Linked DNA regions of Homo sapiens: regions 2 and 3 are each linked to region 1. The links are chromatin loops, found by intact Hi-C in ENCODE. Cell type or tissue: heart right ventricle. All regions are shown on one strand. Each heading gives the region's core, and the rest is flanking DNA. Links, peaks and the distances in the headings are about the cores only.

What was found. A loop is a pair of places that touch in the nucleus more often than their neighbours do. Peaks named below come from ENCODE experiments on the same cell type or tissue, not always from the same donor. Only the 100,000 strongest peaks of a DNase experiment are listed, where the experiment ranks them.
Region 2: it touches region 1 in a loop (2.1-fold over the local background); 4 of 110 quality-filtered maps call a loop at or near these places.
Region 3: it touches region 1 in a loop (1.9-fold over the local background); 5 of 110 quality-filtered maps call a loop at or near these places.

Annotation. Positions count from the first base shown.
Region 1 is chr18:8,361,243-8,372,373 of GRCh38, reverse strand. It overlaps PTPRM (protein tyrosine phosphatase receptor type M), which reads right to left. Exons shown (of 33, transcript NM_001105244.2): 24 at 1,368-1,484. It overlaps LOC100192426 (a long non-coding RNA gene), which reads left to right and starts at 5,340. Exons shown (of 4, transcript NR_024419.1): 1 at 5,340-5,517; 2 at 6,545-6,629; 3 at 7,385-7,465. RefSeq lists an enhancer at 4,527-5,027. In heart right ventricle, for the core only: CTCF peaks have their summits at 4,593 and 4,800; a DNase peak (open chromatin) is centred at 4,815; H3K4me3 peaks cover 1,019 bases; H3K27ac peaks cover 386 bases.
Region 2 is chr18:8,283,171-8,294,301 of GRCh38, reverse strand. All of the region lies in intron 19 of PTPRM (protein tyrosine phosphatase receptor type M), which reads right to left. Among named protein-coding and RNA genes, the nearest start is that of RAB12, 320 kb to the left of the region's middle. In heart right ventricle, for the core only: no CTCF peak of the experiment used is centred there; a DNase peak (open chromatin) is centred at 5,257; H3K27ac peaks cover 782 bases.
Region 3 is chr18:8,079,385-8,090,515 of GRCh38, reverse strand. It overlaps PTPRM (protein tyrosine phosphatase receptor type M), which reads right to left. Exons shown (of 33, transcript NM_001105244.2): 10 at 4,644-4,845; 11 at 1,665-1,767. Among named protein-coding and RNA genes, the nearest start is that of PTPRM, 520 kb to the right of the region's middle. RefSeq lists enhancers at 1,179-1,727, 5,594-6,460. In heart right ventricle, for the core only: a CTCF peak has its summit at 6,134 (motif pointing left); a DNase peak (open chromatin) is centred at 6,175.

The sequences.
Region 1 (11,131 bases), core at 1,514-9,513:
GGCCGGGCGCGGTGGCTCACGCCTGTAATCCCAGCACTTTGGGAGGCCGAGGCGGGTGGATCATGAGGTCAGGAGATCGAGACCATCCTGGCTAACAAGGTGAAACCCCGTCTCTACTAAAAAAAATACAAAAAATTAGCCGGGCGCGGTGGCGGGCGCCTGTAGTCCCAGCTACTCGGGAGGCTGAGGCAGGAGAATGGCGTGAACCCGGGAAGCGGAGCTTGCAGTGAGCCGAGATTGCGCCACTGCAGTCCGCAGTCCGGCCTGGGCGACAGAGCGAGACTCCGTCTTAAAAAAAAAAAAAAAAAAAAAAAAAAGAATATAGAGTGGAGAGGAAGGCCAAAATCCAATTCCCTAGCAATCTGCCTATAACCCAGGTCTTCCAAGAAGACCTGCTACTATTACATGAGTAGAAGCTAACAAATTCACACCAAGATCCCTAAGTCCAGGGCAGCTGTGCAGGGCTCGGTTATGGAGAATCAACTCTGGATAGAAAAGTCTGTGGATCTTTGGAAGGCAGAGTGTTCCTCAGCCACATCACCTCCACTTTCCCCAGAGCCTACCTGTGACACTTCTCTGGATGGACTGCAGTTTGCTTCACCTCCGGCCCCTCCCTATGTCAGCAGAAAGAGGGGGAATAAGGAAATTCCCTGTTATGCCCTACAGTGCATCCCAGAGAAGAAGCCCCATCCATGCACATGGGATGAGGCAGGGCAGAACCAAAGCAGAACATTCACCGACCCAACACCAGCAACTACAAAAGGGGAAAACCAGTATGGGAGTGAGCATGAATGAATGCGCTGGTTCATGCAAGAGTGTCCCATGTCTGATGGAGATCAGTCACTTAGGTTTCCAGGTAGGTCACTTCCACCTGGAAAATCCATCAGTCCACATTAAACCAGAGGTTTCGAAAGCCACAAGGAAGTGAGAGATTCCAGGAGGAGTTAGGACCTGTGTCTCAACACTGATACTAACTCCCTACTGGAAAATGCATATCGACATACACCATGAAGGAAATTTACCAAACTGGAAGGACATTTATCAAAATTTAGCAAACTTTGTTCTGTGAACAAAGAAAGAGAGACGGGCAGAACAATATCAACCAGGGAAAGAAAATAAACAAATAGACATTAACTTTTGGTTTACTTGCAAAATATAGATTCTTATGAAATGAGAATGATTTGTTTTAAAGATGGAACTGAGCTGTTATAGAATCAGAGAGCAAGATGCAATCTTGAGAAACCATCAGATAGAGCCTACCTGCATTGAGATATGAGCATGTGTAAAGTATCCTAGGTAAGTTAATGAGGCTAGTATGGTACCACTAGTGTCTGACCATAGCTTTTAAAAGCAGTATGAAAACTTACCTTTTCAACAGCAAATGTTCTTATCACATATTCTGCCAGTAGTTCTGTTTCTATTAGGGTAACTTTAATGTCTTTATATATCTCTGTGTCATCTGGCCAGTATTTGCAGCATTTGACCTTTAGAAAACATAAAAGAAATTATGGGTTTACAGTTTGGTTTTTTTGGAGTTCCTCCCATGATGGGTCACACTATGATTTATAGGACAAAATTTGCACACAAAAGTTAATTGTATACTCAAGAGGAAGGTCTATTTTTTGTAGATCACCTGTGTTTTTATTCTTCTCAGAAGAAAACAATATTTGAGTTATGGGAGACGTAAAACCTGGAAAAATGGTCTAAGTTTAAAAAATTGTATTTTTACCACAAACATCCCAGTTACTGTAACCATTCATTTCCTGTGCATCTCTACTCAGAGAACGGCCTGCAAAAATAAACTGTGAAGGAAGTTTGCAATATTTTAGCTCTTCTTTTGAATTATTTCTAGTTTCAGAAAGTGATTGAAAACTTTTTAGGAGGAGTGGGCAGAAAATCAGATTGAACACTAAAGATTAGAATTATATTTTTTCTGAAGGAAGTAGCTAAGTCATTTTCCCAAATTAGAACTACAGATTCATTTTAGTATAAATAAATTCAATAAACAAAACTTCCTAAAATCTGAAATTGTCTTTCCATATTGTCTGAAGCCTCTAACTAATCTCAGGTGGAAGAATTTTGCATGCAAGGGGCATTTGATTTCCCTCATTTCTGAGCACTGAAGCACTCCACTGTCATATTTTTGAAATTCTCCTAGCAAATTGTATTTTTTTTTTTTTTTTTGGTAAGAATGTTTTTCTAGACATCAACGAGAGGAGAGCAGGACCAGAGGCTGGGCAGGAACACGTGACCACCTCAAAGCTCTGTCCTTGGCCTCTTCTGCCTCCCCAGGATTCCTGGCATTTTCATCTATTCCTGTCCCTGCCCCTCCATGGATGAATTTCTATTCTGTAACTCTAGCCCTGTTTCTCCATGTGCTGAATTTAATGTTTTTTATTTGTTTTTGTTTTGTTTTCTTTTTTAGAGACAGGGTCTTGCTCTGCCATCTAGGCTGGAGTGCAGTGGCGTGATCGCAGCCCACTATAATCTTGAATCCTTGGGCTCAAGCGATCTTCCCTCCTCAGCCTCCCAAGTAACTAGGACTACAAGCACATGTCACCATGCCCAGCTAATCTTTTATTTTTTATAGCAATGGGGTCTTGCTATGCTGCCAGGTCTTGAACTCCTGGCCTCAAGCGATCCTCCTGCCTTGGCCTCGAAAAGTGTTGAGGTTACAGGCATGGGCCGCTGTGCCCAACCTTCTGAATTTGATTTCTAACTTCTTCTGTGAGCATCTTCCCTTGGAGGTCCTGCCAGCACCTCAAAGACCATAAGTCTAAAAGAGAATTCTTTGCCCCACAGTCACTGCGCTCTTCCTGACTTCCTATGTGACTGCTATGATTCCCTTAACCAACCCATTCCTTCTCGCAAACCCAACCATTTGCCAAGGCTAGGAGTGTCTTTGAAGCAGCTCTCAAAGTGTATTTTCCAACTTCTTAATCCCTCTGCCACAATCCTAAATTCAGGCTCTACTGTCTTCCTGCATGGGCATTCTATGTGTCCCAATACCACAAAAACTCTCTCAATGTGTAATCCCAGTGCTATTTACTTGTTCTGCTCAAGAATCTCCTATTTCTAACTACTTTCTGAAACTAAATACAAATTATTTGGCCAGGCAGGTAAGAACGAGTTTTTAAATATGGCCCCAACCAGCATTTCCAGCCTTATCTTTTATAGCTCTCTTTTCTATGCACATATATTTTATGTTCAAGGACAAGTGTTTGCCCTGTTCCCCAAACATACCCCATGATCCAAACTCCTACTCGCACCATTCCTTCTGTTCAGAATATTCTCCTCCCATCCATTTCTTCCCAGTTGAAGATTTTTTGCATTCTTTAAAGTACATCTCACACGCTGCACTCCTTCAAAGACTCCTCCATAGATGTGAGCTCTTTTTGCTGCCCTGATGAAACATGCTTGTTCTGACCCTGGTATGATGCCCTTCTTGCACTGTTTGACTGTAAACTTATTCCTGGCCAGCACATAAAGGGTGTTGTTTTGCTTATTTCTGCAAACCCTGCAACACCTGATCGCTGTGTCCTGTGTGCACTAAATATGCAATGTATACATATAAAACTGAATTTTATGCAGAGTCATAGGATCAGTGTAGGAAGGAAAGTCCCAGACTGGGAAAGTTTACAAAAGAAATCTGAGCTGAGAGGACCTCTCCCAGAATGCCAACCCCCTGAGGTGCACTGATGTTCCCCCATGAGCTATGTGGCTGGTTATTTCAGCTGCCTCCTTGTGAAACTTTCTGGCCATGGATTCAGTGCCCTTCCAGGGAAGCCTCATTACCTTTAGTTGGCAAGACGTAAACCAGATATGCTAGGAGTTGCAGATACTGTAAAGCAGGAGACAATGATGGTCCCTGCCCTCAGTAAGTGCTCAGCCTTCTTTGGAATCTTTTCCCCCCTCATTATGGGAATATTATTTGTGACTTTATAAAGGGCTTATCTATAATATCTCAGAAATTTACATCATGGATACCTTTGCTCTATCAAAAATATCCCAGAGTAAGAGAGACCTACAATTTCTCCTTTCCCAGATGTAAAGTCAGTTTGAGCAGATCATGTATATTTGTGGAGATGTCTAATTTGACAGTAACAATGATTTCATTTCAAGAGTGTCCAGCACCATACTTTCACGATGCCAGTTAGCAAAGATGCTTTTATGGGACATACTAGATTCTTCTGTATATTGGGGGATTAGTTTTTACCTTTTTGTGACTTCAGTTATGCAAGCAGAAGGTAGTGGGATAGATATAAAACTACATATATGGTATACAGGCACACTTTAAAAATAATTATTGATGAATAAATATACACTTTAAAAATTCATTTATTTCTCTGAAAATGACAACTGAACAAAACACACACACCCGCAACGTATGTTATACCAGGTTTATCTTACCTAATAAAAACACCTTATCAAGATTTACCTTAAGTAATAAAAATGATTTTACTAATTACAAGATGCAATTGATGTATGATATTTTGGATGGTCACCTAGTCTTCCATTTAGACTCTTTAACCTCCTTGTTCTCGAATTTCAAAAATATGACAGTGGAGTGCTTCAGTGCTCAGAAATGAGGGAAATCAAATGCCCCTTGCATGCACTGAAAGCTCGGTTTCTTTGGGATTATTGGGAGATGCGCTCCCAACTCCTTCAACTCCCTGGAGCGAGCTCTGGTTCCATCCGAAATCCGACCCTGGGCCCTCTCGGGCTGGCTGTCCCCCCGCACCCAGTTCCAGGCTCTCAGGCTCCTGGTCCCCCGCGGCCGGATGAAGCCGGGCGCCCCCGCGCGTCGGCTGCAGGCAGCAGCCGCCAGGGCTTCCAACTTTGGCCGCGCTTCCGCGGAACAGGTGCCGCCGCTCTCCCAGCGAAGCGAGGGAACAATGAAAAGAAAACACCGTCTGCTCTCAACTGCTCGGCACGGTGCTGACTTCGCACCGCCCGGATGCCTCCGACCCGGCGGTAATTGCGAGGGAGGAGGCGCGGGGCCGCTTCCTTCTAGAATGCGTGCTGGGCAAGGCCCCTCCCGAGCACAGGCACCTGGCGGGGCGGGCCCAGAACAGGCGGCCCAGGCATTTCGAATCCGGTCCTCCCCATCTCATCTCCCAGAATATCCCGAAATGGTTTGCCACATCTGTTTTCAGCCTACTAAAAGCCCTTCTAAATTGGGTTTCTTTTAGTATCTTTTTAACTACTTGGACTTGTGTCAAGTTATTATTTTGCTTAAAAAAAAAAAGGAAAAGGAAGACAAAATATGCTTCGTTCTCTCTGCATTTAGAGTTTCCGTGTCTGGAGAGTGTGGGGCTCGCAGTCGCTTCCTGTCCTCTAAGGTCTGCATACAGAGATGCTGGAACTATTGGTTTGGAGGTGCCCGTTGGAGCCCAGGAACCAAGGAACGGGAGGCGTCCCTGCTCTGATCGTGCGCCTGGCTTGGCTGCCTCCTGCAGCCCAGCGCTACCTGCACAGCTTCTAGGAGAGGCGGCGCCTCCCACGCATCCTAATCACGTAAGGCGGCAGCCTCCAGCCCAGAAAGCAAGGTCCAGAAACAGATCGTCTAATTACCTTAGTGCCCTGGTGGTGGTTCCACCAGGCCATCAATCAGGCTAACAGTCCCGAGCCCTGCCACCTGCTCATTACTGCCAGAGGGCGGCAGGAATAGATGTGTGGTCCCTGCTCCAAAGGGGTGATCCTTATTGGCTTTAAAACTCACAAACACGAAACAGCACAGAAACGCTATAACTCCAGGATTTCTAACTTCCTGAAAAAAGATCTTTGAGGTGGGTCATTTTAAACCAGCAGCCCAGATAATACTCAGGTAAATTAAAGTCAGAGGATGGCTAGGGGCCAGAGCTGTGGCTCCCGAGGCTGCCAGCACATGACTGTAACCTTCAGGGCATTTGACATGACTACAGCAGCCGTTATCAAAGTGAAGCAGGCATGAGACTCCCTTGGAGGGATTCTGAATAAATTCGGTAGGTCTGACTTTGTGGGGCCTGAAAATGTGCGCTTTGAACAAGCTCCCAGGTGATGCTGTGGTCTCTGGACCACACTGTGGGTAGCAAGGATTGAGACAGCACAGCTGCAGTCTTGCCAGGCTGGAGTGCTGGCTCTCACGCAGTGTGGACGTGAGCTTGAGGGGCTCACTGGAGTTTGCTCAACTGCAGGAGCTTCATCTGTAAATAGGACATGATTATAAGTCCTATGGCAGAGAGTTCTAAGAAGTCAGCAGTTCCCAAATTTGCCTGCACATTAGAATCACTTAGCTGGGGGGAGGGAGGTCTTAACAAATTCTACAGCCCAGGCCATACTCTAATTAAATCATAATTTCTGGGGTGGGACAGAGGTATCAGTAGTTTATTGAAGCCCCCCTCTCCCCAGGCCATTCTGAAGTGTAGATACATTTGGGAACCACTGGATTAATTGATACAATGTGATGAAAACATTTAGCCATGTGCCCAGTTTATCCAAAAATGGAAATTGAACAAATGAAAATTCCGACTATTAAGTGATTGTTTTGTGATCTGGACTCTAGATGTCTACAGGAATTCAGAGGCCAAGGAGCCCATGGAGGCCTGGAGAGAGGAGGCAGGGTGTCCCGGAGAAGGAGGAGGGCAGAGGTGAGTACTGACAATTGTGCATGGCTTATGATGGTGGAGGGACAGCTAGGGGGAACCCCTGCTGATTCCTCTCTCCCTCAAACCTTATCTGACAAGAGGAGAGAGAGGGAGAGAGGGAGAGAGAGATTGGCATGTCCATTTGCCTATCAGTGTGGTTTGATTAACTCCCAACACAATAGGTGGTTTTGGGGAAGGGGATTCAAATCAAATATAGCTGCGAGGAATCTCAGAGACAGTCAATTTCCAAACACTCATTTTCAAGATCATTGCAACTCCCATCCACCGAGCAGTTTCTACTTTGAACTGGACACACTGGATGGCTGCATTCTGACATCTGTGGCCTCACTTAGTGGATGGAAGAGCATGTGATTTGCCCAGAAGAGACCTAGCAAGGGCCAGGCTGGTCTCGATCCTTTTCATTCCTTGTATTTCCTCGTGCTCTGGAAGGAAGAAGCAACAGGCAGGCCTAGGGAGTGCAAGTGGCTTGCTCAAGGCAATAAATTAGATGGTGGTGAAGGAGAGGCTGAAACGCAGGCTCTGACTCCAGCTACAGGGCCCTTTGGGAGGATGGAACTCAAGGTGCTTTACGCTTTCCTCAGTCTTACCAGGAGGCTTGGCCTCTGGAACAGAAACAAAGTAGGAAGCCTTGAAATGACTTCAGCTGCCTTTTTGGGGGCAGAACTGGAGACGGGTGGAGGGGTGGGCAGGAGAGCAGAATGCATGCTCTGAAACCATCATCCTCCTTTTTCCATTAGCACAAGCTGCTGCGTTTCTACTCTGCCTCCTGTGTCAGCAACTCTCCCCATCCACAGGAAGGAGTCTGGGCAGAACTGAAGGTGTGTTTATGTGCATGCGCATGAGTACTCATTTTGCTAAGAAACCCATGATGAAGAAGGACTAAGAAATGTACTTGTTAGCTCTTAAGTTGGGGGCACCATAATGTGATCCAATAAATACAACTTTAAAGGGGAAGAAGGGATGAAAAAGAATAAGGCAGTTACAAGTTTTGATTTCTCAAGAGTTTTTAAGAGACTCTTCTTTGTTTTGAAAGAGATATCCAAACCGAGTATCCATACTTCTATTAATAGTTGTGTTTGGGCCCGCTGAGAAGAGGGTGGATGGATATTGGATAGTGAGAGCAAAAACACTGCCATGAAGCACAGCTACCACATAGAGCCCAGCCAAGAGCAGCTGCCAGCTTTGTTTCCAAGATAACAGATTTATTGTATCCCCAAACCTTTTGGTTTAGAGGTCTCACAGGAATAAAATATTACTCATTTAAATATCCTGAGAACACAGATTGCTCTGGTCTCAGTGTGATGGAGTAAGATGCACATGGATTTTTTTTCCATCTACCTTGTGATGTTGCAGCAAGTGACTTACACCCCCTGAGCCTCAGTCTTCTCATGCGGCAGGTGACTTCCATGACTTCCACCCCGAGCCTGTTTTCTCATGCATAATATGAGATCCTATTATTAACTTCTTAGGGAGGGTGTGAAGATTAGATGAGATTTTTTAAAGTATATATAAAGTTGCTGATTAAGTACCTGGCTTATCATAGCTTTCCTAGATTCTTCCTTTCATACTGGCTTTATTTGGAAGGGGGACCTTCCTTGGGAAACATCCTTGAAGATTATTTCAAAACTGGCACTACATCAAGAGCTTCTGGAAGTCTGGATAGTTTCAGTTTGGGAAATAACTTCATATCATAAGTAAATCCCTCTTTCATGCCTTTACGGTCCTGCCTTAAAGTACCCTCACAAAGCGTCTGTTTTCCAATTGCATCTATTCGTTAATGTTGTTATTTAATGGGCATACAATACTTATAAGCACAAGGCCGCATCTGTACCCACAACGCTGGTTTTCATCAGCTGTAAAGAAACATGCAGCCTGGTCCCCTTGTGGAATTTTAAGTGTTATCCTACAAACCACACGAGAAATCTGTCTTGTTACTTTTCTCTCTTACCTCATCTTGATGAAAACTTAATCAGAAAGCAGCATCACTCAAACTACAACCAGACTTTCAGGAGACATGTTATTTCCACTGCTTGTTCCCCATCTTATTCAAGAGGTTCAGCTTGACTTTTAGCTATTCCCCAAATGTAAGTCCTCCTGCCAGGGGAGGGAGATTTGCCACCAGCAAGGGCAATAAACAGAGAGTGTCACATACTACTCTACAGATTACTCTGAAATAAGAACTTCAGAAATCTTTTGAGCAATGACATTATTAGAATACATATATATGCCGCCAGGTACATCAGAGAGGACATTTCTTAGAGTGGTACATGATATATCTGTTGAGAAAAGAAATCCGTATTTTCTGTCATTGTCAGTCTTCACATGTGTCAGGGTCACAGTATAGATCTACGACTTTGTGCCAGTCACAGAACCGTTCTGGCCCTCAGTTTCCTTATGTGCCAAAGACTAGATCACATGCTGGTGAAAACGATTCCAACTCCTAACGCTATCTGATTATACGCCCGCTCCCATTAACTTTGTGGGGTAAGTACTATTATCCTTATTTTACAAACACATAACGTAAAGCTGGGAGAGATTAAGAGATAGGAGACCTAAGGGACCAACACTGTGGCTGCAATGAGGGAAATCCTGTGCTTAGCTCCGGGCTGTGGTGTCCAGGCTGTCCTGCCAGTCATTCAGACAGCCCTGAAAGCGCATGACAAGCAGAGCCCGGACTGGGCATTGCTGGGGATGCAGAGAGCAAGGAGACATAGTTCTAATAGTCACTAAGAGACAGATGTGTAAACAACAAACTCAACTCAAGGCAGAATAAGGGGCAAGCTGACTGGTCAAGAGCACATTCCCTGGAGCCGCACTGTCTGGGTTCAAAGCCAGGTCCCATTTATTAGCTGTGTGACTTTGGCTCCATTTTCCCATCTGTAAAATGGGCTAAGAGAGTTGTTATGAATATTAACTCAATTCTTTTCCTTGTAAAGCACCTAGAACATGCTCAGCACAAGTAAATGTTCATTAAAATTTTAAAAATGAAAACTGCTGTTGGCAGTCAGAAGTATGCTAATTCCAAAGAAAGGTATGCAAAGCTTCATAAGGGAAACTACCTTACAAATGAGACAGAAATATGGAGTGCTGTTTCTATGGGTGGATATGGAAGAGAGGGATATTCTAGACTTGGGGAGTTGGCAGAGGGCAGCTGGAGTGGTCTTGAGGCTCTGGCAGGTGGGGGCTGGGAGGGCGCGATCCTCCGACAGCAGCAGGAAGCAGTCACTATTTTGTGACCGTCAGCTGCTTCTGAGGCCCTTCTTGCTGCACTTTGATGCTACACTTTGAAATAAAGGGAATTGTATTGGGAAGGAAAGTTTGTATTCAACAGGAGCAGGAAGACACAGGAATGGGTTTTCTGTAGGAGCAGTGTTTTTAAAGGGTACCTAGTTCCTTTGTGTAGGTGTATGTAATCACTGCCACCACCATGGGGCTCTCTGCAGCTGAGGCAGCTGCCCTGCTGGGATGGGCTGCTAAGTGCAAGGTGCGAACTAATTGCGACAAGGGATGTGTGAGTAGGTCGGATATGGCAGAGCTGGGAGCAGTTGGGGCCGGGGATCACCCAGGACTAGGTGTCTGGCAACCCCATCACCAGCGGCTTGCTTGGATCCTTCACACTGCTTGAGAAGAGGGCAGCAGCTTCAGGACTGGGGTGGCAGGATAACAGGCACATATCAGGGTTCCTAGAGCTGGTGAGCTCAGGCACTGGGTCTCCTGTGTCTCCCAAGTTGCCAAGATGTGACCTCTCTGACTTAGTCAAGACCTGGGAAAGTTCTTGAAACACACACACGATATTCTTTTCTTCTAGATAGAAGGATAACATTTTATTTTTAAGAACCTCGGATAAAGTTTTTGTAGCCTATCTTAAAAATGAACATTTAATGATGACACAGTGTGCTGTAACAGAAAGAAGCCTGGCAGGCAGGCAGGAGGGCTTGGGGCTAATCCTAGCTGTGTTCCAATCTAGCTCTGTGATCTTGTGCAAGTCACTGAACCATTCTAGTACTCAGTTTCCTTACTGGCAAAAGAGGATACAAGACCATATGATTGTTAAAGGTATTCTGAGTCCTACAGTTATCTGATTATGTGATTCTAGAATGTGGTTCTTTGGAAGCCTTAGGAGTCAGGAGCATGGGTTCCAGAGTTCAAATCCTGGGTCCCACATTAACTAGCTGTATGAAGTTGGACCAATTTATTAATGTCTTTTAAGTTTGTTTATTATCTGGAGAATAGAATAACAATCATGTCTATTTCTTAATCACTCTGATGAGCTAAAGACTCACCACATTGACTTACCCATAAGAAATGTCCAGTAACTGTTAGTGGTGGTCACCATCCCCCAGCACTTCTGCTATCGAGAAGGGAACAGCACTCAGTATAGAGCTCCGGGTGCTCCATTTATTGTAACACACAATGCTTTATGGTCTGTATCAGTATTAGGAAGATAACAAGCTTTAATTTCAGAGGCATTAATCAGGGCTAAA
Region 2 (11,131 bases), core at 1,967-9,966, 79 kb after region 1:
TCCTTTATAAACTACCTGGTTTTGGGTATTTCTTTTTTCTTTTTTAATTTGAGACAGAGTCTCACCCTGTGACCCAGGCTAGAGTGCAGTGGCACGATCTCAGCTCACTGCAACCTCTGCCTCCTGGGTTCAAATGATTCTTGTACCTCAGCCTCCCGAGTAGCTGGAATTACAGGCATGCACCACCACGCCCAGCTGACTTTTTGTATTTTTAGTACAGATGGGGTTTCACCCTGTTGGCCAGGCTGGTCTCGAACTCCTTACCTCAAGTGATTCACCTGCCTTGGGATTCACCTGCTGGGATTACAGGAGTGAGCCACTGTGCCTAGCCTTGGGTATTTCTTCACAGCAGCATGAGAATGGACTAATATAAAAAGTAAAACCCTGTATGATACAGGGCAAATACAAATAAAAACACTTTCAGGTTATTAATAAATTAACTCAATACAAATACTATCATTAAAAATCGCTAGTTGATTCCATCTAGAACAAGACCTTTATATAATCAGGGGATTTATTCAAACATGTAGCTTCTATTCTGCTACATAACATGCATTTAAAAATAGCTTCAGGGATTTTAAAGTCAGATACTCTTTTTCTGAATACTGTCTTTGTTACTCTATGAATGACAATAATTTTATAGTTGAGTAATAACTACTATTTGACTTCCAAAAATTTAATTCCACTTTGAGTTTGTCATGATTAATTACCAATTTCACTTCCCTCTGCCTTTTCCACCCATCTAAAAAGTTCTCAGATTTTGTTTTTTGTAGGAAGATGGAAGAAGAAAAGTGACTTTGAGACCTTGAAGTCTTCCAGTAAATCCACAGCCTCAACTCATACAGAAAATGCCCCTAGATTCCCTGAGCCTTCACGTGGGGACCCGAGCCACATGAGGGTCCCTGCCCTCTCTGGACACACAGAGGCTCCCTTGTGGGGAATGATGCTCACATCACAGCTGTGTTTCTTCAGCATTTGTGGTTATCACAGGACTGCCAATAGCCCTTGTATTTAAAAATAGTTATTTTAGTTGTATTATTTTCATTTAATTGGTGACCAAGAAACAGACACAAATCAACAAATGAAATAATAACCAATTGTACTGCATTTGAGCACTACAGTTCCCAGAATGTTTTCCTACAGATGGGGCCCAAGTTTTATCCATCTCTGAGCACTTATTATGAGAGCATCAAAAGTATGTGCAGATGAATGAGTCCATCCTCTCACCTGATCCTCACTGGAGGAGAGGACATGAGCTGTCCCTTACAGCTGAGGGACATGAGATGAAGACAGACACCTCAACATCTTCTAACACAACCTAGATCCGAAGTCAGTGTTTTCTGACTCTTTATCCACTGCTTTTTCTCTACCACTCTTACCCCAATGACCTTGAGAAGAAAACACTATTAAGTCAACTTAAATACACATGGCCAACAATTGTTTTCCATGCCAAGATTATCTCTGCTTGTCTCTGAAAGAATGTTTACAACAAAAGAATATTAAAAATGTCACCTAAATTTTAACTATTGATTACTTCTATAAAACAGGAATTTTTCTTCTCATACATGATATGTGTTCATTGCATGGGAGCCACTGCAGGAAAAGTTCAACTTCTTGCAATGAGCCTCCCAACTTCTTATCCAGGAATTACATGAATCACTATAAATGGCAAAATGTGTTTTTTAAAAAACAAAACAAAATTAGAAATGCTCTGAGGAAAAGGTCAGATAACTAGTGCCTCCATAGATAAATGTCACTGTCTCCTGACTCCATACAGATAGGGTGATGGTGTCTTGCATTTTCCGTAAGTGTTCCTTCAATTATATAGCCAATTTCCCCATGGATACATTTGGATTATTAAGACCACGAGTCTTTATCCCTGGCTTAGAAAATAAGTAATAAACCTATGGGAGCCCAGAGAGAAAAGGGAAAGGCTTTCTAGATTGGTTGCCTTGGCTTTTATTTCCTTTTGTTATGGAGATTAAAAATGTTTTTTTCCTAAGATGGATCCAGTTTTGAATGTTATGGCTTTTTTCTAGCATATACGTTCAAGATATCTGAGAAAATATTTACTTTAGACTCCCTCTTATGCCTAAAGTGAGACAAAAACCAATTGTTTAAATTTTTAGTTAGAAAATAAAACTTCATCTGTAGCTCTGGAGCCACTGAATATTCAGAGAAGCCATGATATGGTACGATCTCTCAGACTGTGTGCCCCTGGTTGCTTTCCTGGCTAACAATTCTCAGGGCAAGTACAGTAACTGGGATAGGAACACTGCCGTCAGTGCCTTAGAATACTGCTTCATGTCTAGTTTGCAGCCGGGACTGCCACAGATGTGCAGCTGCAGAGGTGGCAGATACACTTCCTTTATTCTTCCTTCCCTAGAGAGACTGAGGATTCTCTTAACGACCCTGTGAGTCCACCCTCCTTCCTTTTTTTTTTTTTTTGGAAGACCATGAGATGGGCATAATCACTAATAAACACAACAGTAAAATGTGCCTGGGGAAAATCAAATAACATTGGGTTATGTGTAACTTTACTATGCAATTATTCTATTATGTTCCTTTTCACATACTTTTTTACTTTTAAATATCTTTTAATAAATTAAGCAAAGTCAGTGCACATTTTGTAAGATGTTCACCCGTGCATTTTTCTTTGGGCAAGAATAAAAGGTTCTTTAGCTATCTTTTTTATCTTTAAGAGGTCAAAAGTTACACATGTTCTTTTAAAATTACAGAAACTGAATATTGAATGCTTTAAGAAGAATTCTACTCTGAACCAATATTCTTGGGAAGTAATCACCAAATAATTTATATTGTAGAAAAGAAGGGTTCCTCTCAAACTTGTTGAAAGTAAAGCTAATCAGGTTTTGAATCCTCCCAGTGCGACAGAAAAGAACTTTGTTCTTTGGAATAAGGATTTTCGAAGCATATGCCAACGACTGGCTTCTGGTCTCTGGGAGGAAATTTTGCTTATCTTCACCTTGCATCTTTCTATGCCTGAGACAAATCCTTACATTCAAGTTTAAGCACAACCTCCAACTCCTCCTCTAACTCTCACCTCAGAGTCTTCCCTTGTCAGAATTATGTTCAGGCTTGCTAAAATCAAATTCGACCAAAGCTCAGGCATAATTTTGAACAAGAGGCCCAATGAGAGAGAGCAGGAGGGATGGCTGAGGGAACCAAGGCTAAAAGCATCATTTAGCCCCTGAGGACATCCCATCTGCAGAGCAGCAACTTAAGGACAGGTGTGTGAGGCAGGCAATGATGGCCCCTGCTCCCAGCACAAGTTTTATAGGTGGGATTTTGAATATAATATGCACATTTAGGCAATATTTAGTGTTTAGGGCAGATTTTAAATATGCAGGTATAATTTAACACACCAACTATGAACTTCCTATTATGAAAAAAACACTAGATGTATTTTTGGGATTTAAGTTAATGGTCTCACTGCACCTTCTGTTAGAATTTTCATAAATATACTTATGCTTTTATTCTACTTAAAATGTAATTAAAGTGTTTCCTCTGACTACCTTAGCTCATATATACTGCGAAGAGGCAGCAGACCTGGGAACCACTCTGAAAGAGTAATAAGTCTCCAAAACAATAAAAATGAAACCAGGCAAGCTCCAGTGAATACCAATGACTTCCCCACTTGAAGATGCTGTACTCTCCATGGGCACAGAGCAGAAGGAAATTGAACATCCTGCATACTGTCATTTTTTTCTGAATAGGAAACATGTTTTTGTGATTTAATAACCTCCTTCCCCACCCCTCATACCGCCACCATTTTCCACAGGATATAATTATACATCTCAGTTGCCCACCTCAAGAGAACATTACTCCAAAACGATGCAGTCTGTTAAAAATGCCACAACTCCTAGATATTAAAAAAGGAGAAAAAAATCCTATTCAACAGAAAAGCTGCCAGAAAGAAAGGGATGCAGGTCAAGGCCGTACATAATGTGCAGTATGTTTTCAGGCAGTGCAGAGTCAAGTTTTTTAGATGCTTCTGAAATAAAATTTTTCCTCCCTTTCTCATATGAATAAAATTGTGCATGTAAAATGACTAAAATCATCACCCTGAAAGAAGGAAGATGAACTCACTGGGGCATGCAAAGTCTGTGAAATTTCTTTGTTTTCTGCTCAGACTTCTCTTCTGGTGCTTCGAAGCATCGCATTTTATTAGATCCCATATAAACTATTTATTGCTATAGCACTAAAGCAACTGAAGACACCTAACTTTGCCTGATGGGCCACAAGGCAGAGTGCCCCAGAAGTTCAGGCACAGTGATGGCAATGGTCACTGGTCACTGTCATTCTCCAGTGTCCTGAACAAAGGCAGGCAAAAGGAGCATGTGATGCTTCACGGCTAAGAGAGGTGAGGACTGGGTGAAAACAAGAATCTAGACACACGAACTAGGTTTCTAAACAAACCGAAATCTAAATGTGAACATTCACTGATCTTTTAAAGAAGCTGCTAATCTCTGGCCACTTTTTATTGCAACTTAATCCAACGTGAAATTGTGCAGAATTTTTCTGTTTTGCAGGATTCAGAGCAGCCATCATGATCTCGGCAATTGTTATCGTACAATTATCTTCCTTTACCTAATAGCTCTTTCTCTTTTGATAATGGGATTGAGGTTTGCCGCCTATATATATATGTGTGTATATATATATGTGTATATATATATGTGTGTATATATATATGTGTATATATATATGTATATATATATATGTGTATATATATGTATATATATATATGTGTATATATATGTATATATATACATACACACACATATATACATATATGTATATATATACATATGTGTGTATATATATGTATATACATATATACGTATATATACATATATATACGTATATATGTGTATATATATATATACACACACACAATGTTTTCATGCCTATAAACAGTCCCCATGATGTCTGACTGAGCTTTAGAATATGTTTCTTATTCTATTGAATATTACTCTGTATGAGGGATTTTACAAGTGCCTTTTCCACAGCAATGTCATATATTTCCTGTTGATCCATACATGCTTATGAGGTTTGTGAAGCTCTATTGGGGGGTGAGCATTTTAATCCTGTTGTATAGATAAGGAAATTTAGTATGAAAGACATTGAGTGGCTCCCCTGAAATCACACAGCTGGTAAACAGAAGAGCTGGGACCCAAGCCAAGGCCATTCCACTCTGAACTTAGTGCGCCTCCATTTGGCCTCAAAACTGGCTCAGAACCTGTGGCTTTGTGCCTGATGCATTGCACTGTGCATGTGGCACTCTGAAGTCACCCTGGCCATGGGTCTTAAGCCACCAAGGATTTCTGGTTACCACGTTTTATGGAATGAGCCAGTTCAGTGGCACAGTCCTATCACCACCTGCACAGCGATGCTTCCTGGTGATGTGAGTATGAACACCCTGGAGGGCCCCTCAATCAAGTTGCCTTTCTTTCTCTTCAAATTTGCTCCATTTCAAAAGTCCCCTTTCTTCCCACCTTCAGAAGCACTGTGGTAGTCAGCTCCCGCTAATGAAGTGACACAGCCCTCAAGAGCACTGGAGCAGAAATAAGTTGAGAACCATTGATCAAGTGGCAAGAGCAAAAAAACATATCCTTCAAGTGAGTGACAAGGGGAAATAGTCATGGAAACAGTAACTGCGGAGTGTTCACGGCTGCTGAACATTCCTTGGACAAGGCCACTGTTCTGTGGGATTATAGAGACTGACGCAGAATAAGGTGGCTCCAAAAAGGAGATGATTTTGATATAATTGGGGTGAGTGTCAGTAGGGCATTAATTGTAAGAAGCAGACGGTGGGTGTTAGGGGATATTCAACCCTTTCTTGGCCGGCACTACTCTTTTCTTTTGTTCCCTAAAAAACAGTTTAATAACAGAGACCTACATCCTCAGCCATGCCTGGGGCTCCCCCTTATCTGGAATGTCTTCTCGAGGCTGGGTGCCTCTGTCATGTTGCCAATGATGAAGCTCTCAGCTGCATTTCAGGGAGTCCTTGTTTCTTTGGCACCCCCCTTCAGGGGCTCTCAAGGGCTCATCACAAGAATATTTCATCAGTTTGGAAGTCAAAGCCTGCATTTCCAGATTACTTCTTCCTGCAAGACTCTCTGCTGCTTCTTATGGAATGAGGATGGTGTCCTGGAGAAGCTGGACCAAAGGGTTTCTATGTGTTTAGATTTATTACATAAAACTTGGTCAAAGCTGACTTTTTTGAGTTGCCTATCTCTTGATTCCCATGTATATCAATGAGATCAATCTTTGAAGATTCTGGAACTTGGATCTGCCCCTGTTCTCACTGCAGTGCCCTTGCAAACCCAAAGAGGCCATGGTAATTTAATGGGGTGTCAAAATAGTGATGTCAGTGAGCAATCTGTCACAGGTCCCCCAAAGAGGACTGCTCTGTTTTAGAGGCAGCTGAAAGTATCTGTGTTTCTATAAGTCATGCTAGGCTTAGGTCTTGTCTCTAGGATTGTCACCCCAAATTTCAGAGAGACAGTAATTTTCATTTTGCCTCTGATGCAGATATTGCCAGAGTTTGGGAGGTTCACACTACTCAAGAGCTGTAATTTCCTCCACCTCTGCACCTGACTTTGACAGTGAGCCTGTGCAAATGCGCCCAGATCCTTAGAGAGCAGTAAGAATACCTCCTTGGAAAAGGCATCTTGAAAACATCTAGAGAGCAGATGGATGTTTTTGTGGAAATTCAGCTGCTCCCTTCCTTTGGAGAGCAGCCTCCAACCCATCTCTTGCCTGCATTATTGCAGTAGCCTCCTGACTGGTCTCTTTGCCACCCTCCAGTTTATAAACTTGTCCCAGAGTAAGCTGTTATAAACATACCAGGGCAGCTGTCACTTTCCTATTTGAAAACTGAGCAAGTCTCCCTCCTGACACCATGGCCACATGAAGGGCGGTGAGACTCAACATGTGTGACACACCCAGCATGCAGCCAGTGCTCCATCAGGCCACCTGTTACTATTCTCATTCTAATATGAAAACCTGAGACCTTGATGACAGTACATCCTTACTGACTTGACTGCCAGTTTTTGCTGTTGTCTCCAAGAAAATTTTTTCCAATTTTTCCTCCCATGTCTGTATTTTTCCTTCACTGACTCTATATAGTATTTGGAAGTTGGGTGGGGGTTTTATTCTTGTCCCTCTTTTCTCTTTTTTTTTTAAAGCAAACATCCCTTCCTGGTATTTCTTGGAGAGCTGTGAAGTTTTAAATGTCCTCACCTCGGAAATCAGAGCACATAAACTCCATCAAATGTGACTGAAAATCTAAGGATACTTTTTTTTTTTTAAGAGATGACAGGCTTGGAAATGAATAAGTATAGCAGAAAAAGGAATTTTAATGTGATATTTGTGACTCTTTTTTTGACACCTATTAATTTATAAAACCCATCAGCACAATTCCCAGGCTCTTCCTGCAATACTTAAGTCATGGTAACTAAAGATCAAAATTTAGAACGTATAATTATTTTAGAAATTTAGAAAATAAGGTTAGAAATATCTTTTAAAACAGTTTAGCAAAAAATGATTACATCTCAATTTACTCTGCCAGAAAGTTCAATGCCTACTCTTAAAAGCAAACACTTGTATGGAACTTTATAACCCAAAGTTATCTGTAGAGTCATAGAGGCTCTCCTTTTATTTAAAGACTGACTTTTAGCCAAATGTCATATCTTACTGAAGAATGTGAATACTCTCACTTTAGATCACATGGATTACTTCTTGTAAGGGAAGCCTTGGCAGTCAGCCTTAGTCTACAAGAGTAAATATGAGATTCTAAATAAGTGAAAACAATGAGCCTGCACTGGTATGGAGCAGAAATCCCAGCATGGCGGAAGTTTCCACGTGGTGCTGATCACTCATCTGTAGAGTCAGAGGTGGTTCCAGCCACCCTTGGGAATCCTGGAAGAACCAATTCACCTCTCAAAACAGAGAGATCATCATCTTACAGTAGGTCTTGGGTGAATGTCGTAGTCATCTGAATGTACTCCCTTGAAACGTTACTCATTTCACTAATGTGATTTGAAATTGGGAAGTTGCAACTAGCAGATGGGAAGGAGCAAATGAGAATCCCTAGAGGCAAGTGACAAAGGCAGTCAGGAGGACTCAGCAGCAACTCACGAGGTCTTTCCAAATTTTAGTCACTCATGTACACCTTCAGCACTTCCCTCATCCCCTCACCACTTCCCTCTGTTATTGAATGATGTAAATTTAACTCGTGTATATGCAAATACATTTACAGTACTTGCAAATGAAATTTCGCATCATTTTTGAGACAAAGTCTCACTCTGTTGCCCAGGCTGGAGTGCAGTGGTGTGATCTCAGCTCACTGCAGCCCTTGACCCCGAGCTCAAGTGATCCTCCTGCCTCAGCCTCCTGAGTAGCTAGGACTACAGGTACACACAACCATGCCCAGCTAATTTTTGTATTTTTTATAGACACGGGTTTTCATCATGTTGCCCAGGCTGGTCTCGAACCCCTGGGCTCAAGGGAGCTGCCCACCTCAGCCTCTCAAAGTGTTGGGATTACAGTCGTGAGCCACCACGCCCAGCCAAGCCAAGAACTCTTTCCTCAGGTAAAGATAATAGAAAAAGTCGAGACAACAAAAATGAAGGAATAGCATCCAATCCAGCCAGGCAGTGCTGCTTGACTACTTCGGAGCCTGAGGCCAGGCCCTTCTTTGGCTGAGAGAGAACGCTTGCCTCAAACCAAGGTTCCCTGGCGAATCAAAAGTATTGAACGACAACTAACGGGAAAGCCAATCACTTTCTCACCTGCAATTCAGCACAGCTTATTCCCCATGAGTGGGCCTCCTAAAAATCACCTTGTACATCATCAGTTGTTTGCATCTCACACTTGGGGAAAACTGAATTCACTGTCTCACCTTGGCTTAAGTGGTGCTGAGGCAAAAGAATGAGATGTAGGACCAGAAGATTTGGGCTTAAATCCCAGCTCTGACTGATTCCTAACTGTGTGACCACAGGTAGGTTACTGAATTTGCTTTTTAATGTTTACAGTAGAATTTTTATAATTAAATTGTTTAACAGGATTGCTTTCTGTATTAAAACCTGTGAATGTCAGTGGAAAAAACCATGTTGGCTTGCATATATAAAGTGCCACTGAATTGGCATGTTATTAGTAGAATGTGTAGAACTTGTAGAATGTTGATGGAAATGCACATATCATTAGAGTCACAAACATCTCTGTCCTCCCCAGACTATAAACTCCACAAGGGAAGGGGCTGAGTCTTCCACATCCTCAGCACCCAGCATCTACCTGGAACATAGGAGGAGCTCTGTATGAGGAAAAATACATGATAATTATAAATCAGAAGATTCATGCATCCTGAGTGCATTCAAATTTAGTATTTTTGAGGCTTGGTTCTTGAATATGTTTTTTAAAAAGTATATACTTATATCTAGTTTTAAATAAATTACCATCATGTTTGGAACACAGAGAGCTGCCCTTGTTATCCTGTGTTATTGTTAGTATTATGTTATTTATTTATGTTTTTTGAGTCAGAGTCTTGCTCTGTTGCCCAGGCTGGAGGGCAGTGGTGCAATCGTAACTCACTGTAGCCTCAACCTGAAGAGATCCTCTTGCCTCAGCCTCCTGAGCCTGAGTAGCTGGGACTATGGGCATGTGCCACTATACCTAGCTAATTTTTTTTTTAATTTTTAGTAGAGGCAGGGAGAGGGTAATACTGAAAATAGACATTTTACATGGAGGGCATTATACCCCAAATGTTAAAAACTCCTCTAATGTTTCACAGTATAGTGTTTCTTCCCCCTTCAGAATCACAGTCTGCTGAAAGGATAACAATTAGTTTAAGTGAACCAAGGTCAGATGCTAAAAGGAGGTTGCCAGAAGTTGTATTTAGAATCTGTTGATGCTTTGAAAAATGAAGAGCTGGCCCCAGTTCAAGAAACCAGATATTAGATTAAAACCTTAGGGGCACGTGGTTCAATTTTTTTATTTAGAACTACAAGGTTTGGGATTAAACTAAAAGTAAGATGCTTCATGCTTATTAGATGTACTGCCTTAAAACATTTTCAAGAAGGCAACAGAGTTGAAAGTAAATGAAAGTAAACTTGAGGGTCAATTTTGAAATGCAAACAGCCGAGAGCTAATGCCCTTGGAGGACCCACATTACCAGAATGGACTTTCACACAATAGCTAGACTGTTGTTTCAGCAAAGAAAATTCCTGAAAGGGAATCTGAGTTTTTGCCAAGAAATGTCATAAGAAAAAAATGCAGGCTCAAACGATTTTGATGACAAAAAAATTCTTTTAGTAAAATCACAATAAATAACCAATTCAGTAGTATTAATAAGAACAATGGTGGCCAGGTGTGGTAGCTCACACCTGTAATCCCAGCACTTTGGGAAGACAAGGCAGAAGCCTTGCTTGAGGCCAGGAGAAAGAACAGCCTGGGCAACATAGCGAGACCCCACCTCGACTAAAAATAAAAAAAAAAATTAGCTAGGTATAGTGGCACATGCCCATAGTCCCAGCTACTCAGGCTCAGGAGGCTGAGGCAAGAGGATCTCTTCAGGTTGAGGCTACAGTGAGTTACGATTGCACCACTGCCCTCCAGCCTGGGCAACAGAGCAAGACTCTGTCTCAAAAAACATAAATAAATAACATAATACTAACAATAACACAAGATAACAAATGCAGCTCTCTGTGTTCCAAGTACCATGCTAAAATTTTTACCCAAAATGTCTCATAGATGTAAGCCTGTTAATTGACATAAATCCTTGCCTCATTTTGTCATTACAGTTGTAAATTATGCTCATGAAAAGAGACCCCAGCATCTTTCAAACTGAAGGTTAACCTTATTATCAGGATAATCACCAGTGAGTTAATTAAAGAATCATTATGTTGGTAACCAATAAATTTGACATAAATTTTAAATTATACTAATAAATAGATTTTAAAAAGCTTTTTATTTTGAAATAATTCTAGATTCACAGGAAGTTGCAAGGATGGTATGGAGAGCTTCCATTTATTCCTCGGTTTTCCCCAATGATTACACCTCACATAACTGTACCTCAGGAAACTGAAGCTGGTACAGTGTGTGTGTATAGTTC
Region 3 (11,131 bases), core at 1,859-9,858, 280 kb after region 1:
TAGAAAATGTGCAAAAGGTATCCATATAAGAACAAAGTACCATGGGATAACTGGCTGTTTTTGAAAAATGATTAAGCTTTCAGCTTCCTTCAGTTTGGAGGCATTGAATCTGAGTGAACTCTAACTATTCACATGATCATGATGCTTTGCAGTAAAATATTGAGTCCTGTCCCAATGACCCTTTATTGCTGAGTCTGAGCAACTGTTAAGTGGGTCAGAAACAAATGACACTCCCAAGGCCATGGTCAGAGCATACATTTTCATTTAATAAATTTCAGCTTTTAAAGTCAAAAAAGACTGAGCCATGGTCATGGGTACACTTGAGTCTTGGATAGCATCTAATGCGTGCCTTGGGTCCATTGGATTAGTGCAACCTCTCAGTGCCACCCACAGGAATCAACCCAGAGGGCCTGGGGAGTGTCAAGCACATCACTCGAAAGGTAGCAGTAACACTATCTCCAATTTGGAATAGAGATTTTATATATTTCATAGTATTCTCACAAACTGCATCTATGAACAGCAAGCATGAAACCTCATATGAGCTACTGTGTTGCATTATTCTACAGTATAAACTAAAAATTGTTTTAAACATTTTGGAGATTTTTCAAATAAAAATTTCTGTGACTCTTCCCTAATCTGACTTCACTAAAAACTAATACTATTCTGGTTTTACTTATGACTTTATGAACCGAAACCTCCATATATATTTTACTGAATAGAAAGAAATCTAACTGATTGCCTTATGATACTGCAGTGAAAACATGATCAAATATAGCCAGGTGTCAAAACATTAATGAAATCAAATTCTACAAAAGAAACATGAAAATAAACCCTATAATGCCTTAATTGTCAATGTAAATCTTTCTTCCAAGTACTCTATTCAAAGTAATAGATGACTCTGAAGGGAAACTATTCCAAAATACAAAGGTAAAACATTTAAATCCCTCTGAATCAAGTAGAAATTTCACTTATGTAGATTAATGAGTTTATGACAAGTTGATACTCCAGAGCTATTCAGGCATCCTTTGCTCTGTCGTGGAAATAATCAATTTATTTTATTCAGTCACTATACAAGTTATACTTTATAATTGCTTAGCTATATAAATCATCATGGAATAAGATGCGGGCCTAGATGTTGGTAATTAACTCTAATCTGTTCAGATAAAGACTTCACAATGTTCTTTCCAATAATCTGTTATTTTTTCAAAAAACTATACATCTCATATTTTATTGAGAAATTAGCCAATTTACTAAAAAATAAATGACATAAAACCCAAAGTAAACACACAAATGAAAAAATCGAAACATCCATTCAAAGAACAGAGCTGAGAACAAAAATGTCATCTGCCCTTGGGTAACCAAATTGCATCAAGCAGTCACCTTTTAATTTAAAACTACCTCCTCAACAGACTAGTGCTTTGTTCCTTATCTTCAAAAGAACAACTCACTTGCATCAGAATAAAACCCTTTAAACAATACTTGATCACCTTACATCAAAGCCCTTTCATTTTCCTCAGTCATTACTTTTAATTAGAGCTAATAAACATATGGATTTACATGCTGGCTGAGATTTGCAGCAAATCCCTAGAAAACACATTGGAGGAATTAATCAACTTGATTTAGTTTTCTTCTATCTAGAGCCGGCCCAACCCTCTGTTCCATACCTGACAGGTGCTCCTCTGCTGTGGGCAGGTTTCAGCATGACTGTCACGGTATTGTCAGTTTGATTCAAAGGTGTCTCAAGTTCATAAGCTGGCATAGAGGGTGCTGGGGAAAAAGGCGTAGAATGGGAGACTCATTATTTCTGGTTTATCTTCTCAGTTTAGTTTCCACTTTCTTTTACAAAGAGCATTAAGAACACAGTGCATTTACTTTACATTGCAGCTATCAACAACCACGAGCAAGCTTCACATATATTCCCTACATAGAATCACAGGGACAGCTGCTAAAAGCAGCCCATACTGTCCTCTGTGATCTTGAGTTGAAGTTGGGAGATGGTATGAGGGGGCTTCTAAGGTGTGAGTAATATTCTGTTTCTTGATTTGGATTCTGGCTAAATGAGCATAGCTTGTGAAAAATCACCGAGCTGTACACTTACAATTGGTACACTTTTCTGTACATATGAATTCTCAAATAAACTGTTTATGCTAAAGGCATATTTAGGAAATAATCATTGGACTTTATAGTTATTCCATCTAAATCAAGGTTTTTCATGTACCAGACTCATTGGGGATTTAAAGAGGACAGTGGGAGTCAGAGAGATTTGTTGGAATTAATTAGTGACAATCTGTGGGCTCTCAGAAAAGCATGACAGTGGAAAACACATAGGAACTGAAATAAGAAAGGCTTGGGTTTGACTTTTTGCTGTGTTTTGTTTTAATTAGCATAAGAGCTTCTATACATCTCAAAATGGGGGGAACTACCCTCTACGTTTATTATCGTAATTCAAAGAGAGAACAGAGAGACAGGCAAATATAATTCTACAAATGTTAGTTCTCCTCCCAATGTAAATCCTATTTCTAAGGCCAGTTTCCAGCATCTTCCTTCTCTAGACTGTTAAGTCTTATTATGATAGCAACAGAGGTCTTCAGTAATTACGGACAAGACAAATCATTACACGGAGCTGTGATGTGGGAGGGCATACCATATTTTCACAGCCCACTGGTAGAGACTCCTGATGAGAAAGCTAGAGGTCGTTTTCTTGCAAATACAGTTTTTAAAATTGTCTTACATATACAAAAAGATTTGTTTATAACAGATATGGGTTACTTCTGAGTTCCATTTATTGAATGATCTCAGCATTAAAATTTATTTCAATTCTCTTAAAAATTAACTCCAATTCATAACATAGAATTAACAAGAGTGGTTCCCTCTCTTAGGTCCATGAAAATTGAAAACAGGACCTGTAAACTGTAACTGTTTTAAGACTATAAAAATCAAATACTTATTCTTGATGAGCCATATAGGCTAATGAAAATGTCAGGTTGCTTGATTTTCAATAAAATTATTTGAACTTGGCATGCTGAAAGTGGTCAAAACCATTGATTAGAATCTACCATGATTGTGTTTCCTGAGGTCTCCTCAGCCATGCTGAACTGTGAGTAAATTAAACCTCTTTTCTTTATAAGTTACCCAGTCTCGGGTATGTCTTTATTAGCAGTGTGAGAACGGACTAATACGGCCATGTTGATCAGAATTCTTATCTAATAAAAATAGCAAAAATGAATTATTTTATTCAAAAAATACACTCATTATGACAATAATCTTTGTAGTGTAACTTACATGGGAAAAATTTCTTAAAACATGCTTCGAGGTATATATATTGGCACTTATTTCATCTTTAAATCCCCATGATAAATTCATGCGCTAGATAATATTATCTTAATTTGTATGTAGGAGTAAATTTATTTGATCAAAATCAGAGAGGAAGTGCCTGGCAAAATCATAACTAGAACCTAGATTTTTTGATTCCAAGTCCAGTGGTCTTTCTTCTACCAACCCATTTTCTTCAATCTGTGTCAGTTTTCTAATCTCTAATTATTCTAACTTCCCAAAGACTTATTTTCTCTTTCTCAACTCTCCATACTGTTTCTATAACCTAATTCTATACACAGAATATCAAGTGTATTAAATTTCAAGTCAAGTTTGTGCTCATAAAATATTACACAATAAAAAATTATCCCTTGTTATAATTGCTTAAAAAGAAAATTCTAAACCCTCCCTCAAAACCTAGCCAAACACTTACAATACTCTAGTTGTGAATATTCCTTTCCTTCAACTCCAAATGATAACTTTTATTAATACAAAACAAGGAATGAGAGATAAAAGATATAAAGGTCAGGCTAAATATTATTGACCTAACCATGGCTGATAACAAGAGTTAGCTCCTTTCCCTACTTCCACCCCACCTGCTCCACCCCAAACAAAATAGTTAAAGCCAAAACTCAACACTTCCACACTCATACCCAAAGGGGAAAAAATGGGAAAAAATATTCATGCAATTTTTTTATTGCTGTTGTATATCCCATACCAGATGGCAGCTTAATTTCCTCTAGTCTGAAGTACAAAGACATTTTCTGCACAGTTGAACATGCCTAGAAATATTTCTCAAATTACGTCTTTTGTTAGATGGCATAATTAAGTCTCTAAAAGCAAAAAGCTGGAGGCCCTCAGTTCCTGGTACCCTCATGTATTTGCCTCTCTCTTCAGGACAGAAGTTTCTTATGGTAGAGATCCCAAGGAGGCTGATCCTTCAGGAAGCAGACTCTATATGACTGTCTTTCTGCAGAGCTCCCGATGGTTCATGGTTCATTACAGAGATTTTTCCAACAGTACTGCTCTGGCAACTTGGGATTGACAAGGGGATGAGAGTGTCTCAACAGAACCTTCTGCCTCATGCCCAAGTCCTCCAAGACGCCCTGCTAAAACAATAGCCACTTCCTAACATGTGAGGATCTTAAGCTCCCAAATGAGAAATATTTGTAGTACTTCATTTAAAGCTGTGAGTCTGAGCTTCAGGCATCCAGGAGTATTCCTTTGGATACAATGTTAGTGTGGGCGAGCTTGGCATACTTGACAATGGGAATGAAAACGGACAAAAATGTTACTTCTGATAAAAGACACAACTCACGAATGTAGAGTACCTGATATTTTGGTGGTGAACTGGTTTGTTGCTGGAGGCCCAAAACCCTTAGCTGTGCTAGCTCGGATGGTAAAGGAGTATGTGGTCCCCGGATACAGTCCAAAAAACAGAAAATGGGTTTCATTTCCCAGCTTTGAAACTCTTCCACTCTGATTGGATAAATCTATTTCTGGGTCAAAGGAACTGACTGCTTTGTAGGTGATCTGCAAAAGAATGAGAAAGTGATAAAATATCTGGAGCAGATGGACTCAGATTGCATCTTTATCCAATAAACCCTTCTGATGTATGCACTGTCAGACACTTTATGATAAGCTCCTACTCAGACTCTTGAAATCCTGAATCCACTGAAGGGATGAAGGAACTCCGCCAAAGCTGCTGAGTTATTACTTTTATAGACAGGGGAACTTAAGCCAGTAGATTAGAATATACAGGATGAGTTCGGGGTTAAGCTAATACTTTGAAGTTGTTTGCTTTCAAAATGTCATTTTGTAAAACTACATTACAATGGGTTTAGAACAAAATAAGAAAATATACAACTAGCTCAAACAGATAAGATACTGACAAGGATAAGGCCTCATCTTTAATCTAGTGGCCATAATTTGACTTAGGATCATTACCTATTGGGAACGAGGGCACTGAAGTGTTTTCATCAATGTGGGTGAGGACATCTGCTCCAATGACTGGAATCCTAGACAGATTCCAGTCATTCCTGATGCTACAAATAGAGTGATCATTATGGGTCATATTAATTTCTTTTCTTTAGAGCAATGTCTTCCAATAGAACTTTCTGAAATGATGGAAATGTAGCCACTAGCCACATCTGGTTACTGAGCATTTGAAATGTGGTTAGTGAGACTGAGGAACTGAAAATTTGAATTTAAATTGCCATGTGTGATTAGTAGCTGCCATATGAGACAGTGCAGTTCTAGAAGTTTTCATGATACTAGCTACATAACAGATATTCAAAGCATGTTGGATGAGTCTGAAGTGTTTGAAAATAAATATAACATAGGTGCCTTTAAATCCTACCCTTTCAAATGATATTTTAAAGAATTTCACTATGAGTAGTTCATCAACTATTCAAGAACATGCACTTTAGTGGTGATTACTAACTTCTACTGGTTGTAATGACATAATTTTAAAATGTGGCATATTCGAAAGTTTTAAATTGCAAAACTGAGCACTTTTCTTGCTTTTAAATAGGTAAACTTACTTGTAATTTATGTGCATGAACACTAACACTGTTATTATACGAAGTGATAATTGACATTCTTTCTTCTTATATTTATACCATGTCATTACAATTAGGAAGACCTCTCTGAAAGAATATTTAGATTGAATCAACTAAGCTTTAGCAAGAAAACTGTTTGCTATATATATTAATCACTGCACTGCATGACACTATTGGAGTCATGCAGAGTATCTATTGTTAATCCTCTAACAGACTTCCTCTGCAAGGTTAAGGAAGTCAAGAAGAGACAAAGCCAATCTACCCCCTAGTGGCTGAGCGAAGGACGTCAGCGATGTAACCGCTGTATGATTACTTGGTCCTCCATTCGGATACCTCCAGGGAACAAGGCAGTTTGGAGGAGACGGATCTAAACCTCTATTATGAATGCATAATTGCTTCCAATGTTTACTCACTAATTCACCCACACATTTGAAACATATTCATTGAGCCCCTCTCATGTGCCAAGCACTGTGTTCGGAGCTGGGGTCTTGCATGGTGCTTTAGGAATCGTACCTTCCCCGAAGGAGGTATCAGTCTGGTAGGGGAAGGGGAGAAGTGATCCAACAACTATGACAAAGTATAATTAAAATGAGGACTGACGCTGCCCACCGTGGCTAGCTTAGTGTTCTCATTCATTTTATTGCCTGTCTAGAAACCTTAATGAAACATAAATGCATACGAGAGAAAGCCCAAACTCCTTAGTTTTGCTCTCACCTTCTCCAAACTTACTTCTGAATCTGTGATACTACACCATTATATTCCTTTCTGTTCTGGTCAGAGGATAAAGACTAACTGCCCTACAAACACTAATGGGGCTTTTCTGACACTGCTTTTGCTCGTAAGCTTTCACCTGCCTGGAACATGAGACAGTTAGCTCTGTTTCCATGTTTTCTACCTATTCAGATTCATTTACTTTATTCAAACATTGATTGAACACTGACACTCTGCAAGCACCATGGCCAGCAGGTAAATACACGCCCTGTTTCAGATAACTGAGAATCTGGACAGGGTGGGATGGAGCTGGGGAGGCATACAGTAAGTAAATGAATACTTTCAAAACACCAAGTTCCATGGAAGAAACGAATAGGGTGCTAAAATAAGGAGAACTGTCAGGGGAGAGAGGTTATTACACAGCCACTTAGAGTGGCTGGGGAAGGGCCCACTGAGATGTCAGTTAAGCTGAAGAGATTTGAACTTTCCCAAGGAGTTAATCATGCTGAGAGTTTGGGGAAGAACAGTAGGAACTAAGGCAGTGAAGCGGGAGTGAGTGGGCACAGTATATGAACAGAAAGGAGGTCGGTGTGGTTCCTTGGGGGCTTGAGAAGTGGGTAGGACCATACTGTACAGTGCTTTGCACCCCAAGATAAAAAGTTTGGATACATACAACAGGAAGCCCTTGAACGTTTTTAAGCATGAAAATAAAATGATCTAATTTCCCTTATAAAGAGTTCACCCTGACTGCAGGTGGAAGGTTGATTTGATTGGTGGGGCAATTGAAGTAGTAGGGAGGGCACTAGGAAGTACAGCAGAGTCCAGGGCCTAGAGCTATAGCACAAGGGAGAAAATACAGGGGCTTGGAATAAGGTGGGGCTGGTACAGACAGCAAGAGATGAAAAGAATTGGCATCTTTTAGAGATAAAATGGACAGAACTCAGTGAAGGACTGGATATAAAAAAAAGAGGATGGAATAAAGGATAGGTTCCATTTTGGGCTTGATCAGAAGACGGTCCCATGTATCGAAAAGAATGGAACATATGAGGAGAAATTTACAGACACAGGTGGACATACTAAGTTGGAAATGCCCACGGCAGTCAGGTGGACACACATGTATGACATGAAGCTGTGATTTGAAAGGACTGGGCTGGAAGTGAAGACTGGGGGTGATGAACATTGAGATGATATTCAATTCTGGAATGGAGGGGGTCACTAGGGAAGGAAGTTTAGAAAAAAAAGAAGGGAGCCTGGTACCACTCCCTAATGAATGTAGGTATTTAATACAGGATAGAGGAGGAGAAGCCAACAGAAGAGCCAGAAATGCAAGAAGAGAGCCAAAGGAGAGAAAGCTGTCACAGAAACCAAATGAAAAAAAAGCAGAGAGAGAAGGGGAGAGAGGGAGGGAGGGTGAGAGGGAGGGAGGGAGAGAAGGAGGGAGAAAAGGAGGGAGGGAGGGAGGGTTGGTTTCCAAAGATGAGACTGGGACAAAAAAAGTACCCATCCATGTCCCAATCCAGAGTTCTCATTCTGTGTATCTGTAAAGCCTTCCTAAACCTGGCCTAACAATCACTAGATCCACTGAATGCCTGTGTTGTGACTATTCATACAATTCACTGGGCAATGAATCTTGGAGTACTGTGAAATCTCTTCTTTGATCTTAAATCATGATTTAAATATACCAGAGGAATTGGAACATTTCATGTAATTGTATCTTCTTTCTGAGGAGTGACTGATGTCTTATTCTTTTCCTGATCCCACTGTGATCAGTAAATATTTGGCACTCAGTATCTATTTTCCTAAAACTACTCCTGGGGAGAGCGGGTGTGTGCATCCGCTCATGTAAACACTCAAGACAAGTGGGATCTTTGCTCCACCCACAGAGACTATCAAGCAAACGCTTTACTAAGGGACTTGTTGTTCCAGCAGGGCTGATGGGCTTGGACTTGCTGAAAGCCTTGTGGCTGCAAAATAACACTGGGGTTCTTAGCTGGCTTCCAGTCATAGCCCTTTGACAATTTGGTAAAAATTAGACACCTTCTCTTTCCTACTTCTAAAAAACACATGTATACACTAATTCATGCACTCCTAAAAATTACAGATCCTCTCCCTCACGCCTAACAAACAAATATGTTGGGCATGTATATGTCCACCAAATGTCACAAAGGTGATGGGTTTCCCCATCTCAGACCCATCCACAGAGCCCTGGAGTCTGAATATCAGAATGAGAAAAGCTTCTCGGCAGCAGGGGCACTCTAACTCTACAACCCCACTGCCTGCCACAGAGCTGATGGTAGACATTCACCAACCTCAGCAGCTGCTCTAAAGGGCACCAAAATATACTCCCATGCTCAAACTCAAATGTCCATATGGTTTCAGCTTTACTTTTCCACTTGTTCATTCAATACATGCTTATTAAGTGCCTGTTAAGTACTTCAGTACAGCAGCAAACTACAAGAAGGAAGTCTGGAAGCTTCTGTACTTGTACTCTGTCCCTGGCTGAAGGTCCAGGAAACTGTAATGAAGCCTCTGTAAAAAACGTTGCTGCAGCAGTGTTGGATGTAAGTAATTTTATGGGAGGTGCCATGTCAAAAGCAAACTGAGATCTCAACATCATGTGTGAGGGTTAGATTTGGGTGAGATGGAGTAAACTGTTGCTTCTATTGGATGATTTCTGATTTGCAGGTAAGTGCCTGAAATCTTCCAAAATTGTCTTCCCTTTCTCTACTTAAAGCCTCAAATTCTAAACTGAGAGATTCATGGGAAACCAAGATAGAATAACATGCAATCTTTGACTTGCATGTTATAGAAGAGGGGAATCAAAATCTTCTAGACTGTGAGTTGATGGTAATTCCAGCCAGCATAAAACACCATCCTCTAATTGAGGTTTAAGCAATTATTCTGAGAAAACAAAGGAATGAATAATTAAATCTGATTTTAGGGGAGGAAAGGACCTAGGATATTTCAAGGAAAAGTAAAGTACTTGAATAAAATACTGAAAGATAGGCAGAGCTGCTATAGGAGGAGAGCGATGGGATGGCACAGGCAGAATGAATCTAAGCAAAAGCAGGGTGTGTGATGGCTCAGAAGGCTCTTGGCGAAGAGACAATTTCATATACATGGCTCATTGAGTTCCAGAAGAAAAATAGTAGGAGATGGCGTTATAAATATAGATTTGGGTTGGATCACAGAAGCCCTTGAGTATTGAAAACAAACTTCTTAACATGGCCCCTAAATTCTCATTCCCTCTACATAACCACCTATCTCAGCTGATGGTGACTAACAGCCCAGTTATCCAGGCTAAGGATATTAAGGTGTCTTCAACTCTAGACTCTTGAATGTCCCAATCAGCTGGCAAATCTAGACCATTCTACTTGATTAAAGTGCCCAACCAAAACTGCACTTGATACTCTAGTCACACACTCATGTATTGAGTCCCTAAGTTTGGAACTCATTTCATTCTTTCTATAGTTGGTTGCTGATGGGGTAGTTACTTCAACAGAAAAGGAACAGTACCTTTTCTACTTTTGTCTTTTTCCAATATCTCAGACATACTAAAGCTTTTAAAACAATCCATGTGTTAGTCTCATGACCAGGAGTCTGGTATTTACTCACTAGAGATATGTAAAGTTAGTAGGATACAATGAAAATACTTGGGCAAATATCCTTGTACATTGGGGAGTATTACTAATAAACTTCTAGAAATAGGTTTGGCATACTATGTTTACATTTTGATAGAATCTCCCTAATTGCCTACAAAAAAAAAGACTGCAAAATGTGTGTTCCCATCAACAGACTATGCATGTACACATTTCTCCACATCACTGATTAACACTTGATATTATAGAAATTTAAACTTCTGTATCACTTGTAATACTCCATTTCTCAATCATTAGTAAGGCTGGGTAGGTACTTTACCATATACTTACATGCTGGGTGAATTTTTTTTTGAAGTGTCTTTGTCCATTTTATTTCCTAAAAGAGTGTTTTGTTTTTTTCTTATTACTACGTAGCAGGTCTCTATATATTATAGCCACCAGCCTGTTGACTGCTGTAAGTGCTGAAAATAATCTCTCCAAGTCTTCTGTTTGTACTCAGACCTCCTTCATGGTATCTTTCATCATTCAGAAGTTTAAAATTTTATATAACCAAATCTGTCAATCTTTATTTTTAATGACTGCTGAGTTTTATATCAAGCTTAGAAAAATATATAACAAAAATGTCTTCCTACCTTTTTCTTAGAAGGTTCTTCTAAACTTTTGTGTTTAGATCATGAATCTGGTGTTTATTTTTGTATGATGTGAGGTGGGAGTCTCATATGGTATTTTATTCTTGTAATAAAATGCTGGGTTTGATAATATTTATTAAACTGCATCCATTTTATATTCATTAATGAATTTGCACTACAGTTTCTACCTTGTAAAATTTTAGAAGGATGTGTATCTAGCTGTTAATAGTAGTTACATTTGAAAAGTAAAATTCGGAAGCAAGGATATTTTATTTTGAATACTTCTGCACTTACAAGTATTCTTTCAGAGGGCAGTATT